Regions from separate parts of the Homo sapiens genome. Here region 2 is linked to region 1. The links are chromatin loops, found by intact Hi-C in ENCODE. Cell type or tissue: endothelial cell of umbilical vein. All regions are shown on one strand. Each heading gives the region's core, and the rest is flanking DNA. Links, peaks and the distances in the headings are about the cores only.

Evidence for each region. Peaks named below come from ENCODE experiments on the same cell type or tissue, not always from the same donor. Only the 100,000 strongest peaks of a DNase experiment are listed, where the experiment ranks them.
Region 2: it touches region 1 in a loop (4-fold over the local background); 15 of 110 quality-filtered maps call a loop at or near these places.

What each region holds. Positions count from the first base shown.
Region 1 is chr9:121,058,738-121,061,237 of GRCh38, forward strand. It overlaps LOC124902261 (a long non-coding RNA gene), which reads left to right. Exons shown (of 3, transcript XR_007061753.1): 3 at 190-267. It also overlaps a transcript of C5 not described here. Among named protein-coding and RNA genes, the nearest start is that of C5, 9.7 kb to the left of the region's middle. In endothelial cell of umbilical vein, for the core only: a CTCF peak has its summit at 1,488 (motif pointing left); a DNase peak (open chromatin) is centred at 1,494.
Region 2 is chr9:120,614,389-120,627,325 of GRCh38, forward strand. MEGF9 (multiple EGF like domains 9) reads right to left here. Exons shown (of 6, transcript NM_001080497.3): 3 at 8,228-8,367. Among named protein-coding and RNA genes, the nearest start is that of CDK5RAP2, 41 kb to the left of the region's middle. In endothelial cell of umbilical vein, for the core only: a CTCF peak has its summit at 5,556 (motif pointing right); a DNase peak (open chromatin) is centred at 5,563.

The DNA of each region.
Region 1 (2,500 bases), core at 1-2,500:
CTTTTTTGTCTGTAACTAATTCTGTATTTTATAAACTCTTAAATAATTTATATCCCAGTCCACACATTTTGATTCTTATTATATACTATTGTGTATTCTAGGCAAAGGTTCAAATGCACAAGGTGGGAATAAATGTGACATAATTGAATACCTAGTCTGGCTTATGTCTGGTTCTCCCTTCCTCAATAGAGCTGGAGCAAGACTGGCTGAAATGACCACCAGGCAGATGGCAGATTGGGAAGACAAACTGAAAAGGTGAGAGGTGGAAAGAGTCAGAGAATAACTGGATAAGCCACATTCTGGGAAATACAGTGGTTCAAATCCACCGTGGATAAATTTGTATTTGAAGATTGAATGGTAACTGGGAAAAATAGAGAAGGAAGCCATTGCTTAAACTATGCTTGAAAGTCACCAAAGCAGTGGGTTGGAATAGCATGTCCCAAAAGGCCACTTCACATCCTAAATAATAATGGAATAGGATAGGATTTCAGATAAGGAAGTAGGGAGGAAGTGGAAAATAATAAGGCTAAGAGAAAATCCAGTGTTAATAATGGAATTTAGTTAAGCATATTTTCCTTAGAGGAATCAAAAGGAAACAACATACAAGGAGGAGATGCTCACTCTCCCTTTATCTCTCACAGTTTTATAACCTCACCTGAATCTGTTCTTTCTGTACCCTAGACCTTCTAATGAATCAAGCTCAGCTCATTAACCACCTTCTTTGGTTCCACTGAGCCACGCTTTTTCAGACAATGTTGCTTTTTGTTCAGCATAAGTTCCTTCATCTAATTCTAATACCTGTTACTCATCCAGTGGCTAAATGTGGTAGCCAGACTCCAAGATGGCTCCCAGTGGTCCTTACCTCCCTCGTATTCATGCCTCTGTGTGGTCCCTTCCCACACTGTATCACACCGATTCATCTGACCAATAGAATACAGCAAAAGTGAAGATGTGTGACTTCTGAGGTTAGGTCATACAAGACATTGCTGTTTCTGCCTTTTTCTCTCTTGAACGGCCTGTTCTAGGGGAAGCCCCCATGTAGTGAGCACACTCAGGAAGCCTATGGAGAAGCCCACGTAGAAAGGAACCACGGCCTCCCGCCCAGAGCCATGTGAAGTGAATCCTCCAGCCCTAGTCATGCCTTTAGGTGGCTGCAGCCCAGCTGTCATCTTGACTGCAACCTCATAAGAGAACCTAACCCAGAATTACCTAGCTAAGCCATTCCTGAATTCCTGCCCATAGGAACTGGGCAGATAATTAAGGTGTGTTGTTATCTTACGTCATTAAGTTTGGGGGAATTTATTACATAGCAATAGTAATTTTACACTAGATTAGCTGTTTTTCTAAAAATATAACTTTCATCAAAGCTCCTTACATTCACTACCACCACCCAAATAGGTCCTTGCTCCTCGGTCATCAATGCTTATAATTAGCAAGTGTACTTTAAGTTCCTGAAGAGCAGCAGCTTCAGGAGCCTACTTTGAAAGCGCCACCTGCTGGTATTAACTTAATAGCTTCCCAAAGAAAGCTGGAATAATTCGTGCTGATTAAGTCAATGCTTAGGTGCGACAGCTTTTCATGGTAAACTCTGGCTTCTCATCTTACATTAATAACTCTTCTGAGAACCAGCTTCTTTGCTTCCTTGAGATAACAGCTGCTTTGCCTTCTTCTTAAGAATGCTGAAATGCGATCTTTCTTAGCACTGAAAATCACATAAACATTTATGGAGTTCTTATGATTACTCTTTCTAGGATTACTGTTTCTTGCTTTTCCAACTCTTTTCTTTCTGCTTCAATTATTTTTAAAAGAAGACATGCTAAAGTCTCTGTTTTTTACAAGAAAAAAAACCAGGTATCACAAAATCTTTGAATTTTTTTTTCCTTCCAAAATAACTGCCAAATCTCTCAAAACACTTAGTCTATCCCTCCCCACCCCACCCAGCTGACTCTAAGTAATTTTATTTCCCCCTATTTATCCTGAGACCCCTAGAATGCTTTCTGGATCTCTTCATAAAAGTTATATAGAAAATATTAAATTAATAAAATAATTGCCCAGCAGCAGAAGTCACTTGATGTTGGTTGGAATGATTCAGCATTATACTCATTTTACAGACAAAGAATCTGATAATCAGAAGGTCTGTATTGCTTCATTTAAAAATCCCAGAATCAGGTCGGGCGAAGTGGCTCACACCTGTAATCCCAGCACTTTGGGATGTCGAGGCAGGCAGATCACCTGAGGTCAGGAGTTCGACACCAGCCTGGCCAACACGGTAAAACCTTGTCTCTACTAAAAATACAAAAATTAGCTGGGTGTGGTGGTGGGCGCCTGTAATCCTAGCTACTCAGGAGGCTGAGGCAGGAGAATCACTTGAGCCCAGGACATGGAGGTTGTAGTGAGCGGAGATCGTGCCACTGCACTCCAGCCTGGGTGACACAGCGAGACTCTGTCTCAAAAATAATAATAAAAGCCCAGAATCACACACACAAAAAAGTAGCTCTGG
Region 2 (12,937 bases), core at 4,504-7,003, 440 kb before region 1:
ATCAAACTTGTATGTAAATATCATCATTTTCAATCATGTAATTGTAAAGGCCTGATAGTGTTAATGACATTTTTCCCACATAACAAAGTAGTATATATTCATGCTGTGGTAGACACTTTAGGTACTGGCTTCTTTCAGATCTTCTTGTATCATGATCTCTCTTTAGCTATGTATCTTTGTGACAATAAAAAACAGCTGAAAAATACATACTAGGAAACTGGAGTTTTGCTCTAAAAATAAAACAATTTTAAAAGTTAAACTGTTCCTCAGGTTGGACACGTCAAAACCTGCATTATGTGTGAAATCTGTCTACCTACTCTCCCCCTATTAAAAATGTTCAATACAAAGAATTTTTAAGAGAAAAAGTTCTGATAAAGTGCTAAGCTTTAATATAAAAAATACCTGAAAAAAAAAAAGCTAACAGTTCCATAGTAAAATTTGGATGTTCAGGGTAAGATGCAGTCCAATAATAAGTCCTTTGTGCATAGCTGATGTGACAAGAAAAGGTCATGTTGCTACCCTTTATATACATATATACATACATACATATATATATGTATATATGTATATGCCAGGCATGGTGGCTCACGCCTGTAATCCCAGCACTTTGGGAGGCCAAGGCAGGTGGATCACCTGAGGTCAGGAGTTCGAGACCAGCCTGACCAACATGGTGAAACCCTATCTCTATTAAAAATACAAAATTAGTCAGGTGTGGTAGTGCATGCCTGTAATCCCAGCTACTCAGAAGGATGAGACAGGAGAATCACTTGAATCCGGAAAGCAGAGGTTGTGGTGAGCCGAGATCACACAATTGCAATCCAGCCTGGGCAACAAGAGTGAAACTCCTTTTCAAAAATAATAATAATAAATAAATACATATATGTAAGCGTGTGTGTGTGCATGTGTGTGTACACACACACACACATGCACACACACACACTTGTAATCCTTTACTCCTACAGGGCTACTGGGCTTATATGTTTACTATTTTGGGGCTTTTTACTATTCTAAATAAGACTCCACATGTTTGTGACTACCACAATATAATTCTACTCTCTTAAGCCATTTATACCAGAATATTTTTTCCAGAAGAATTTTTTATTTGTGTTTGTTTTTTGGCCATACCCTGCAATGAGAAATCAATGAGTAAAAAAAAAATAACCTTACGTGGTAAACAATGTTATCTCAAAAGTAAAAATGAAAGCAAGTATAAGTATAAAATTTAGCCCAACACAGTGGCTCAAACCTGTAATCCCAGCACTTTGGGAGGTCAATGCAGGTGGATTGCTTGAGCCCCAGAGTTTGAGACCAGCCTGGGCAACAGGGCAAAATACTGTCTCTACAAAAAATACAAAAATTAGCTGGGTGCGGTGGTGCATGCCTGAGTCCCAGCTACTCAGGAGGCTGAGGTGGGAGGATCGCTTGAGTCTGGAAGGTTGAGGCTGTAGTGAGCTATGATCATGCCACTGCACTCCAGCCCGGGAAATAGAGCGAGACCCTGTCTCAGAAGAAAAATAAATAAATTAAAAAAAGAATAAAATTCATTGATTCTTAAATATTAATCACTGTTTACATTGCTTTAAGGTGCATGTACCTAAAGTACAACTATAGAGAAAGAAAACAAATAAATTAAAGATAGGCCAGACATAAATAACCAAAGTGTTAACAACAGTCGTGAGAGGCAATAGCCCTTTCAGAGTTTTTCTCCCTCTAGTCTAGAAATTATCTCTAGTATACATGCATCACTTTTATTTTTTATTACCTTGATTTTTCTTATTGTAAAATAACACACTGTAAAATATATCACATACACATTGTAAAATATTTCAAGAACTCAAGCAATTTGAAACACTTCATATATATATTTAATAATTATTTATTTTTACAATAAAAATAAAGACCATAACGTTTAAAACCTATATACGGTAGAAACTAATGATGTGAATTTGCTTCTTTAATAGCTTACAACTCCTCTGTGAGAGGCAACATAGCATTAAAAAATGGTATGGGGCTGGGTGCGGTGGCTCACACCTGTAATCCCAGCACTCTGGGAGGCCGAGGCGGTCGGATCACGAGGTCAGGAGATCAAGACCATCCCGGCTAACACGGTGAAACCCCGTCTCTACTAAAAATATAAAAAATTAGCCGGGAATGGTGGTGGGTGCCTGTAGTCCCAGCTACTCGGGAGGCTGAGGCAGGAGAATGGCGTGAATCCGGGAGGCGGAGCTTGCAGTGAGCCCAGATCAGCCACTGCACTCCAGCCTGGGTGACAGAGCAAGACTCTGTCTCAAAAAAAAAAAAAAAAAAAAAAAGTGGTATGGGAATTAATGTCAAATTTGTGTTCCATTTCCAGCTGAAATTCTCACAAACTAAGTTACCTTAAGCAAACAGCTTCTCTGATTTTCACTTTTCTAATCTGTAAAATGGGATAATAATTCTTTGGCTAACGATTTAATATAATGTGAGCATTTCAAAGGGTGAAAGACTATTCCATAGGACATAATGTTTTCTCTTTATGTCTTAATTTCTTCATCTGTAAATTTTAAAAGCTGAACTAGATGAAATCTAAGGTTTCCTTTAAATCTAAAATCTAAGAATCTTTCTTTTATGATAAATGATACATAAAAATAAGCTGAAGTTTAACATTGTTCATTATGCTCTGCCTGGAACCCCCCAAAATATAACAATACTGCCCTAAAACTCACATTCTCACATTCTCATTGCTGAAAGATGGCCAAAGGGTGGATCAAAAGAAAAAGGAATGTTTCCTGAAGATGATTTTTTCATGCTCCTTGACTAAGCATCTCAAAAATCTTTGTAGAGATAACCAAGAAAATAAATAGTCAAAGAAAGGAATGTAGGGCTCCTTTCCAGCCAAATTCAGGGACAAAACATTGAAAACATACATTGTTACCTGCAAAAAGACCTTTCCTTATTCCTTTATTTATTTTACCATTTCATCATTTATATATAAACCTATCTGAAATACAGTAATGTGCTTTGTTGTAGGAAGAAATGCCTTACCCTCTTTATAGAACAAAAGGCAAGCTTTAACCTGTCAAACTGAAAGAAGGCCAGTATGGAGCCCAGGTTAACAAGGGAGAGAGTAACAGGGCATAAGGTCAGAGAGAAAGGCAGGGCCCAGAAAATGTAAAACCAGATAGGCCATAGAGAGATGTTTGAATTTTATTTATTCCAAAAGGGATGAGAAGCCATTGGAGGGCTTAAGCATGAAAATGACATGATCTGGTTTTACATTTTAAAAAGATTGCTCTGGTTGTTATGTGGAGACTAACTGTGGTGGGGTGGGGATCAGAGAATAGGGAGAGAAGAGAGGAGGCTGAAAGGCCAGATGAGACTGTGCCAAAGTAGTTCAAAGAGATGACAGTGGCTTGGGCAAGGATGATGCAATAAAAGTCATGAACAGTGGTCAGATTCAGGGTATGTTTTGAAGATAGGGCTGATGGAATATACTGATGAGCTGGATATTTGCAGTAATAAAAAGGAGCAAAATCAAAAATGACTACTAGGCTTTGGGACTGAGTAACTTGGTGAAATGAATAGAGCAGGCTTAACTTATAAGTTGAAAAAAAAGTTGTTTTGGATGTGTTAGGTATATAATGCCAATTAAAACAAGTGGATATTTGACAGTTGGATATTTGAGTGTGGAGATCAACGGAGAAATGCAAATCTGATAATAAGCACATATATAGATGGCATTTAAATTAAATCCAGGGTTAAGGGGGAAAATGAGCTAAAACAAACAAACAAATACAAATTAAATCCAGGGGACTGAATGAGACCACTTAGGGAGAAAGTTTAAATGGCAAAGACAAACTTGACAAGCTCTGAGCCCTGAGGCACTCCAGTGCTTGGAGCTGAACTGAGGAAGATGTAGTAGAACAAATAAGAAGGAAAAGCTGGTTAGGTAGCACAAAAACTAGGAAAGCATGATACTCTGAAGTAAGTATCATTGGGGAGTAGAGGATTGGTCAACTCAGTCAAGCTGCTCAGGTCAAGTTACTCATCATGGGACACTATGAATACATAAAGGTACACTGGATTTTCAAAGGAAGTATATTATATGAACATGAAGTTCCAGTTTTAAAAATAATATCCCCCCACTTCCATTTTAAGGGAAACGTGCTTAATAAAGAAAATCTAGAAAAATACAGGAGTAGAAAGGGGTAAAAAATCATCCTAGGAAATCTCTCATTAAGATTTTTAGGCTGGGCTCCGTGGCTCAAGTCTGTAATCCCAGGACTTTGGGAGGCCGAGATGGGTGGATCACCTAATGTCAGGAGTTCAAGATCAGCCTGGCCACCATGGTGAAACCCCGTGTCTACTAAAAATACAAAAATTAGCTGGGCGTGTGATGGTGGGCGCCTGTAATCCCAGCTACTTGGGAGGCTGAAGCAGAAGAATCGCTTGAACCCGGGAGCCAGAGGTTGCAGTGAGCCGAGATCGTGCCATGTACTCCAGCCTGGTGACAGAGCAAGACTCGGTCTCAAAAAAAAAAAAAAGATTTTTAGTACTTCTCTTTGTAATCTTTCCTCATTTACAGGGGTTTGGCTTTTGTTTTTTAACTAGTCTAATTATATGGCATAAGTTATTTTATACCTTGCTTCTTTCACTTTCTCATATTGCTATATATCATTCTTTAAAACATTTTATCAGCCAGGCACAGTGGCTCACATCTGTAATCCCACCACTTTAGGAGGCCGAGGCAGGCGGATCACCTGAGGTCAGGAGTTCGAGACCAGCCTGCCCAACATGGCAAAACCCCGTCTCTACTAAAAATACAAAAAATTAGCCGGGCGTGGTGGTGGGCGCCTGTAATCCCAGCTACTTGGGAGGCTGAGGCAGGAGAATCGCTTGAACCCAGGAGGTGGAGGTTGCAGTGAGCCGAGATCGCGCCACCATACTCCAGCCTGGGCAACAAGGGTGAAACTCTGTTTCAGAAAAAACAAAACAAAACAAAACATTTTATCGAGAACATAGTAACAGTTACCATTTACTGATTACTTGTGATGGACCAGGCACTATATAAAGGCTGTACAAGTGTATTGCATTTAATCTTCACGACAACCCACTAGGCAGTTACTGCTATTATATCAAATTTATAGATGAAGAAACAGATTAAGCAACTTGCTCAAGGTAAGGTCAACATTTGGTTTTCTGTGTTTTTAATAATATACTGCCTAGATAACAGTATTTACTTAATACCCTATTGTGAGAAATTGGGTTGCCTAACTTTTTAAAATTGTAACTACCATTTTGGTGAGCATCTCTGAATATAACCTTCTTAAGAATTTAGAATTCTTTCCTTAGAATAGATTCCTGGAAATAGAACTACCAGATCAAAGAACAATTTTTAAGATTTCTAATACTTACTGTCAAATTGCTTTCCAAAATGTTTATCCAAATATATCTTACCACAAAAAAAGAGTACTTTGAAAATCTACTTCAATCTAAAACACAAGGTATAGCAAAACAGTAGAGGGGGTGAAAATAGGACTGTGAAAACACAGTAAGTGGCCACCAGAGGGCAACCTTATCACAGCACTGTTGAAAATAAAGTCACTTGACGAGAGTGGTTTTATATAAAGCTTGTAATTTTAAATACAGTATTTGCACTCCTTCACGTTGGATTCCACTTTTATTATAATTCCAAACAAAGAACCCATTTATTTCTCTCACTACTAGCTGCTTTTAGAAACCATAACCATGAAAAGAATTATTTTGCCTTAAATTATCTCCAGAGAAAGGACAGGTCAGCACTTACATGACAGTAAAGACAGTGGCCTCGTTGCCTTAAGAAAAATTAAAACTGAGAATCAGCAATGTAGACTGCTTTTCGGTACTGTAAAAGATCTAGGGAGTAATTTTAATCGACTCAGTATAATGAAGTATTCCTGTTGTTACTCAGTATTGAAAATAATCTTTCCTCTGTACGCCTTTCCATTCATTTGTTCATTTATTTGATAAAAATTTAGTGAGTAGTTACTATATGCTAAAGCTCCATGCTAGAGATTGTGTATACAATGGTGAAAAAAAAAAGTTCTTGCCCTCATGAGTGAGCCATATGTGACTCAGAATCACAAATAAATATACAATTACAAACTGTGAAAAGTGCTATGAAAAAATACAAGTATATGTGAGAGCATATAATAAGGAAATTACCATTAAGCCTAGAGCATCAGGAAATGCTTTCTAATGAAGTGGCCTTTAATTGACGACTCGAGGGAAGAATGTGATTTAATAAGGCAGAGGGGTCAAGGATGGAGGTAGAGGTGGATTAGAAAAACCATTCTTGGCAGAGGAAAGATCATATATGAGAACCCTGGGACCAGGGAACATGCCTTGTTTTAGAAATAAAAGCCAGTCTGACTGGATCACAGATGTAAAGAAAAAGAACGCCACAAGATAAAACTGGCAAATAGGCAGAGACAAGATCGCATAAAAGAAAAAAAAAACAATTTCTTCTAAATCAATTTGTTTTACTATAGAGTATTTGAATGAAGAATAAAACTTTCAACCGATTTTTCCAGGGTACTTTTGACTTCAAGTATTTTGCCACCCTGTTCTCATAAAAACACTTGTACTTGTCAGACTAGTGTGTCCTGATTTTTTTTGCTTGTTTGTTTGGGAAAAAAAATGTTTCCAAGGAAGGATACTTAATTCTTACATTTAGGAAAACTAAGATCAGAAGTTAATTGGCTTTAGTTTTTAATGGTTTGACTAAGTTTGCCTAAATGTGGTTTTCTTTGTTTTATATTGCTTAGGGTTTGCTGAACTTTCTGAATCTGTCGGTTGACACCTTTAATCCATTTGGAAAATTCATGGCCATTTTCTCTTCAGATATTACTGGGATCCAGTATCACTTTCCTCTCTTTTTAGATCTCCAATTACATTTATGCTAAACCTTTTGGCTGTGTCCCACATCTTCCCTGCTCTGTTCTTTCCATTATATTTTCTCGAAATGCTTCAGTTTGGATATTTTTAATTGTACTGTATTCAAGTCTTCTAACTTTGTCTTCACTGTGTACAATCTACTGTTAGATTAATGCAATGAGTTATTAATTCACATGTTGTATTTTTCAGTTCCAGTTTGTTCATTTGATATTTTAGAGATTCCAATTTCTATTGACATTTTGCCTCTCTTCACCTATTTTGTCTGATTTTCCCTTTATTGTATGAAAATACTAACTTTAGTCAAGTCTTTCTAAGTTGACTCTAACACCTAGATCACCTAAAGGTCTGCTTCCATTGCTCATTTTTTTTCTCTTTGGTATTGGTCACATTTTTCTGTCTTTGCATTGTCCAGTATTTTTTATTGTATGCCGGACACAGTATATAAAAGAACCAGAGAGGGCTCCCCTTTCATCTGTTAGGCAGATATAATGAGAGAATTACTTCAATCCAATCAGAAGGTGAGGCGGCTTGAGGGTGGACTGTAATTTTAGTATGAGTTAATCAACTTCTGGTTCCTTACTATTTCTTGGTCAGAGCCTAGCAAGCCTGTGTCTCCTTAGCCCTAAAAGACTGTGAGAGATTTGTATTGGCCTTTGGTAATTTGAGCTTAGGTCCCACTGCATGCACCCTCAGAGTCTGAAGACATCTTGAGGGGGAGATAATTGAATGTCATAGCAGGCCCTCTCTTTCTAAAGGGATTTTGTCTCCTCAGCACAAGACTGAAAGAGAAAGAGATTTTTTTCTACCTTTCTGGCCCAGCCTTCCATCTTTTGCATAGTCGGCTAATATCCTGTGGGAAAGCTGGCCTTGTGTTTGGGGATCCTCTTGTTTCCAACCATCATGCAAGCCTCAAATGACTGCCAAAAACATTTCTTGTATCTCTTTCCTAAAGAATTCCTTTGCTTGGGTCTAGCTCATTCTTTGCCTATGCTCAGAATCAGCAAATGTCCCCTGGAAAGACAATGGCTGGTGATCATCAGTTTACCTAGGAAGAGTTCCAACCTTTCTGGAATTTTAGTTCCTATAGTTCTCCTTGCCTCCATAGGTATATGACTTTTTTTTTTTTTTTTTAATTTACGTACTTTTTCAAGTTTGTTGTAGCAGGAGTTTGGCTTGCTGTGATCTAGTACATCCTACTTAGAAGATAAAGGCCCTTCCAAACTATTTCAGAAGAATCAACCTATAGCTGAAAGATTTCCAAATTAAAAGAACAGTGGAATAATTACATGACAAAGTTAAGGAAAGTACGTACCTGTGAGGGCATCGCAACTGGCAGACCGATTATTGCATTGGCAGGGCAAGCAGCCATTCTTACTAAAGCCATAATATCCATCTTGGCATCGGTCACATATAGAGCCAATGACACCCACTTTGCACTGGCATTTCCCAGAACTGCAAATAAAAGCAAAGACAATGAATAAAAGTAAATCAATTTAAAAGTTGTATTGAGTAACACCCCAGAAGGGAAAGAAAGCCCAGCTCATGTAAATCATATATACTTACCATATCTCAAAGCCTTGTGTCCAAATAAATCACCTATCAAATTCTGTATTGCTATTAAAAGCTGTCTAGTGTATTGCATAATGCAATTTCTTAGCTAACAAATAATTTTACAGAAAATTTAAAATGGAGGCATTTGAAAGCAGGAGTAATAATGATGATGCAATGAGCTATCATTTATTGAGGGCTTATGTCAATAAATATATTTTTTCTCTAATCCTCAAGGTAGTTCTACCTGGTGAGGGTCATAATACTTATTTTACTACTGAGAAAATTCAGATAAAGTTACTGTCCTCAGCTAGTAAGTCAAGTCTATTCATACAAAGCCAGACTTTTCCCCACCATACTATCTACTCCTAAGATTGACTCTAAATTGGTACAAGAAATTTGTCTGCCAAATAACTTGATATCCACTTAGGTATCAAGCTTCATTCTGTAGATCCAAAGCATTACAATTCACCATCTATATAGGTCCTGACTCCAGTGATGGTGTTTATGCCCTGTCCACAATAAATCTTGCTCTCTTTTCTCACTGCAAGTAAATTTCAGGTCTTTAACAAAGGCTGAGAAATCTTATTGCTTGAAGAGAAGCTGCAGCCTAACAAAGTCAAAGGTTCTCAGAGATAGAAGCCCAAATATTTTGATGTTTAAAGCTTAAATAAAATTTGTACTGATCATAGTATAGGAGATGTTTTTAAAAATGCAACAAAAATTTACATTATCTAATTTATACTATCAAGCATGAATCTATGAATCTTAAGTAATTTAGTAAAGAAAAAAGAAAAGAAGCCACACACATATACGGTCTTACACAAGAATATCCCAAGGTACTTAAAGATCTAGCAAAGAAAACCTGTATTCATAAAAAATAAAATTCAGGAATATTTTATGACTCAATAAGAAGGAACCAGTCAATCGAAGCCACTCTATACTATCAGAAAATTATAAAGAACATAATGTACCTTTCAAAGAATGGCTTACAACACTTCATCAGCTTATTTCCAAGGCTTTTAAAATGTTAATCAAAATATGCTTACTCCTCATTCCTCTAAATATGTTATTCAATATACAAAAGGATAAACAGTTACTTTCAATGATGGTGTTTGCCTAACCCACAACCTACAAGAAGAAGGTATTAGTTTCGAACACAAAATCACTTAATAATATTGTGTAACCATAATATAGCCAATGTTCCCAAAGTAGTTGCTATTCCTGAAGTGGGTTTTCCCTTAATAATTCTTGGGGCACTAAAAGACTTTCTATCTGGAGGATCTGCTCCTTAATTGCTGATTTAAAGTGACTTAATGAATCTTGATAAAGTAGTTGTCTGAGTGTACATACCATGCTTTATTTTTTCCTGGGTGATTTTTGTTCGTTTTTGTTTTTTGAGAAAGGGTCTCATTTAGTCCCCTAGGCTGCAGTGGCGTGATTTCGGCTCACTGCAGCCTCAACTTCCTGGGTTCAGGTGGTCCTTCTGCCTCAGCCCCTCAAGTAGCTGGGACTACAGGTATGCGCCACCACATCCGGCTAATTTTTGTATTTTTTGTGGAGACAGGGTTTTCCCCTGTTGCCCAGGCTGGTCTCAAACTCCTGAGCTCAAGCAATCCGTCTGCCTTGGCCTCCGAAAGTGCTAGCATTACAGGTATGAGACACCATGCATGGCCAGATTTTAAAACAACAAGAAAAAAAAAGGTGCTTTTCTCTCTTTTAAAAGAAAATATAGGCCGGGCGTGGTGGCTCACACCTTTATCCCAGCACTTTGGGAGGCTGAGGTGGGTGGGTCACTTGAGGTCACAAGTTCAAGACCAGTGATCAGCCTGGCCAACATGGTGAAACCCCGTCTCTACCAAAAATACAAAAATTAGTCAGAGTGGTGGTGTGTGCCTGTAGTTCCAGCTACCTGGGAGGCTGAAGCAGGAGAACTGCTTGAACCCAGAAGACGGAGGGTGCAGTGAGCCAAGATCATATCACTGCATTCCAGCTTGGGTGACAGAGTGAGACTCCGTCTCAAAAAAAAAAAAAAAAAAAATGAAGTGAGGAATTTTGGTTGTGAGGCTGCACTACTAGTGCTTTTGCATCATGTTATTCATGGCCCAAGGCCAATTTCTGCATGTATAAGAATTAAATTTATCAGGCATGGTGGCACATGCCTATAGTCCCAGCTACTCAGGAGGCTGAGGCAGGAAGATCACTTGAGCCCAGGAGTTCTAGGCTGCCTGAACTACTCCAACTGCAGTTAAACAGGAATAAACAGCTGGGTCCACTTATCTCAAATTAAACCTGTCTCTCATAAAGCCCCACAGACCAAGAAACACAGGAGACTAATCCTGCAACCACCCAATGGGTTCACCTTGCCCACTGCCTAGGCAGAGCTGATTTATCAAGATGGGGGAATTGCAATACAGAAAGAGTAATTCATGCAGAGCCAGCTGTGCAGGAGACCAGAGCTTTATTATTACTCAAATCAGTTTCCCTAAGTATTCAGGGATTAGGGTTTTTAAGGACAACTTGGTGGGTGGGGTGAAACCAGGGAGCCAGAAGTGCTGACTGGTTAGGCAGGAAATGACATCACAGGGAATTGAAGCCATCCTCTTGAGCTGAGTGTGCCATGATCGGGCCTGTGAATAGCCACTGTACTCCAGCCTGGGCGACACAGGGAGACTCTGTCTCTTAAAAAAAAGATTTAAATCGGCCAGGTGCAGTGGCTCATGCCTGTAATCCTAGCACTTTCGGAGGCTGAGGCGAGTGGATCACGAGGGCAGGAGTTCGAGACCAGCCTGGCCAACATAGTGAAACCTCGTCTCTACTAAAAATACAAAAATTAGCAGGGCATGGTGGCACACACCTGTAGTCCCAGCTACTCGGGAGGCTGAGGCAGGAGAATCGCTTGAACCTGTGAGGTGGAGGTTGTGGTGAGCCAAGATTGCGCCACTGCACTCCAGCCTGGGTGACAGCAAGACTCTGTCTCACAAAAAAAAAAAAAAAAAAAAAAAGAAAGAAAAGAAATCACTCAGCAAATATAAAGCTTTGCCTGTGTGACTTCCTTCGTAGAATAAAGACTTTACAACACTCCCTTTCATGGTCTCTCTCTGTTAAAGACTTGAATGCTTTCTGAAGCAAAGGTCAATGATATAAATGCAATGAAACCAAAAAAGAAAAAAAAAAGGCTGTGAACAGACCACTTATGCTTATCCATAGATTTGAAATGAAAGAACCAAAACCCACAGCTTCATAACTGGAGAATAAATGTGTAGAACTGGATTTTAAATAGAAATCAGACATCTGTACTATGAGATCAGCTAACAATTTAAGATAAAATTTGCTTATCTGGTCTTAATGACATGTTGCTAGTAAAGTACCAAGATAGCACAAAAATTATATCAGAAAAAAAAGAATATAGAATTATTCATAAACGAAGCATAAGCATTGTGGAGCTACGCTGCATTAAGTGTAACTATGCATATACTACACATTTCTTAAATTATCCCAAAAGGGATTCTCAGATTTTCTTGTGGTAGTAATGCTCAGTTATAGAACTTACATACTCATGGGTGTGAACAACTCCTGCAAGGTTTTAACACTTTAGAAAAAAGCATTTTTTAAGTGTATATAAATAAAAACATATTTTACAACACTAATAGTCATTACTTTTTCAAAAGAAAATTCACTGGTGTATCATCTCAAGATATGGTACATATCTATGTCACATGAATACAAGCCAAATTACCTTTTTAAAGACTCTGTTTAAGATGAGTGGGTGGAGAAGCTTCAGAATTTCCATTATTTTACAGTCACATTGATTAGGTGGGATGGGTATAATACAGGAAAGGAGTATCAGAGTTTATGGAAAAAACCAGCCCGAGGAAACAGAGTTTGGTTCATATTCCAGCTCTACTAGTGACTAGCTGGCACAAAGTATTCATTCTATCTTGGCCTCTGTATTCTCATTTGTTAAGTGAAGACAATTATACCAACCTTTGTAGTATATTAAAAATTGCATACACAATGCATTTAGCACAGTGTCTGGCACATACTCAGTACTCAAAAATGAAAGCAACTATGGACATGATGACAGTGATCCTAGATCTTAAATATTTTCTGAGAATTCTAAGGAAAGTAGGTTAGAATTCCCAGTTGGCAAAGACAGGGAAGACTAAGTTACTTACTTTTAAAATTTAAAATTTGTAAGTAATTTAAAATTTTAGAATTCTGTTAATAAAACTAAAAAAAAGCAAAACATTAAAGGATAATTACTAGTTTGTAGCAAAAATATGGCTAGAAAAAGAGAGCACATTATAAACACATGGTAGAAACAGTTTTGGGGGAAAAAATTTTAATCGAGAAGAGAAAGGATCTGCAAAATCCTACATTAGGTGGGATCAAAGCCAGCTGGACCTGACTTGCTTTTCTACCAACTAGTTAATGATTTATTTCTAAATTGTTAAATGTCTTGGCATGTTTT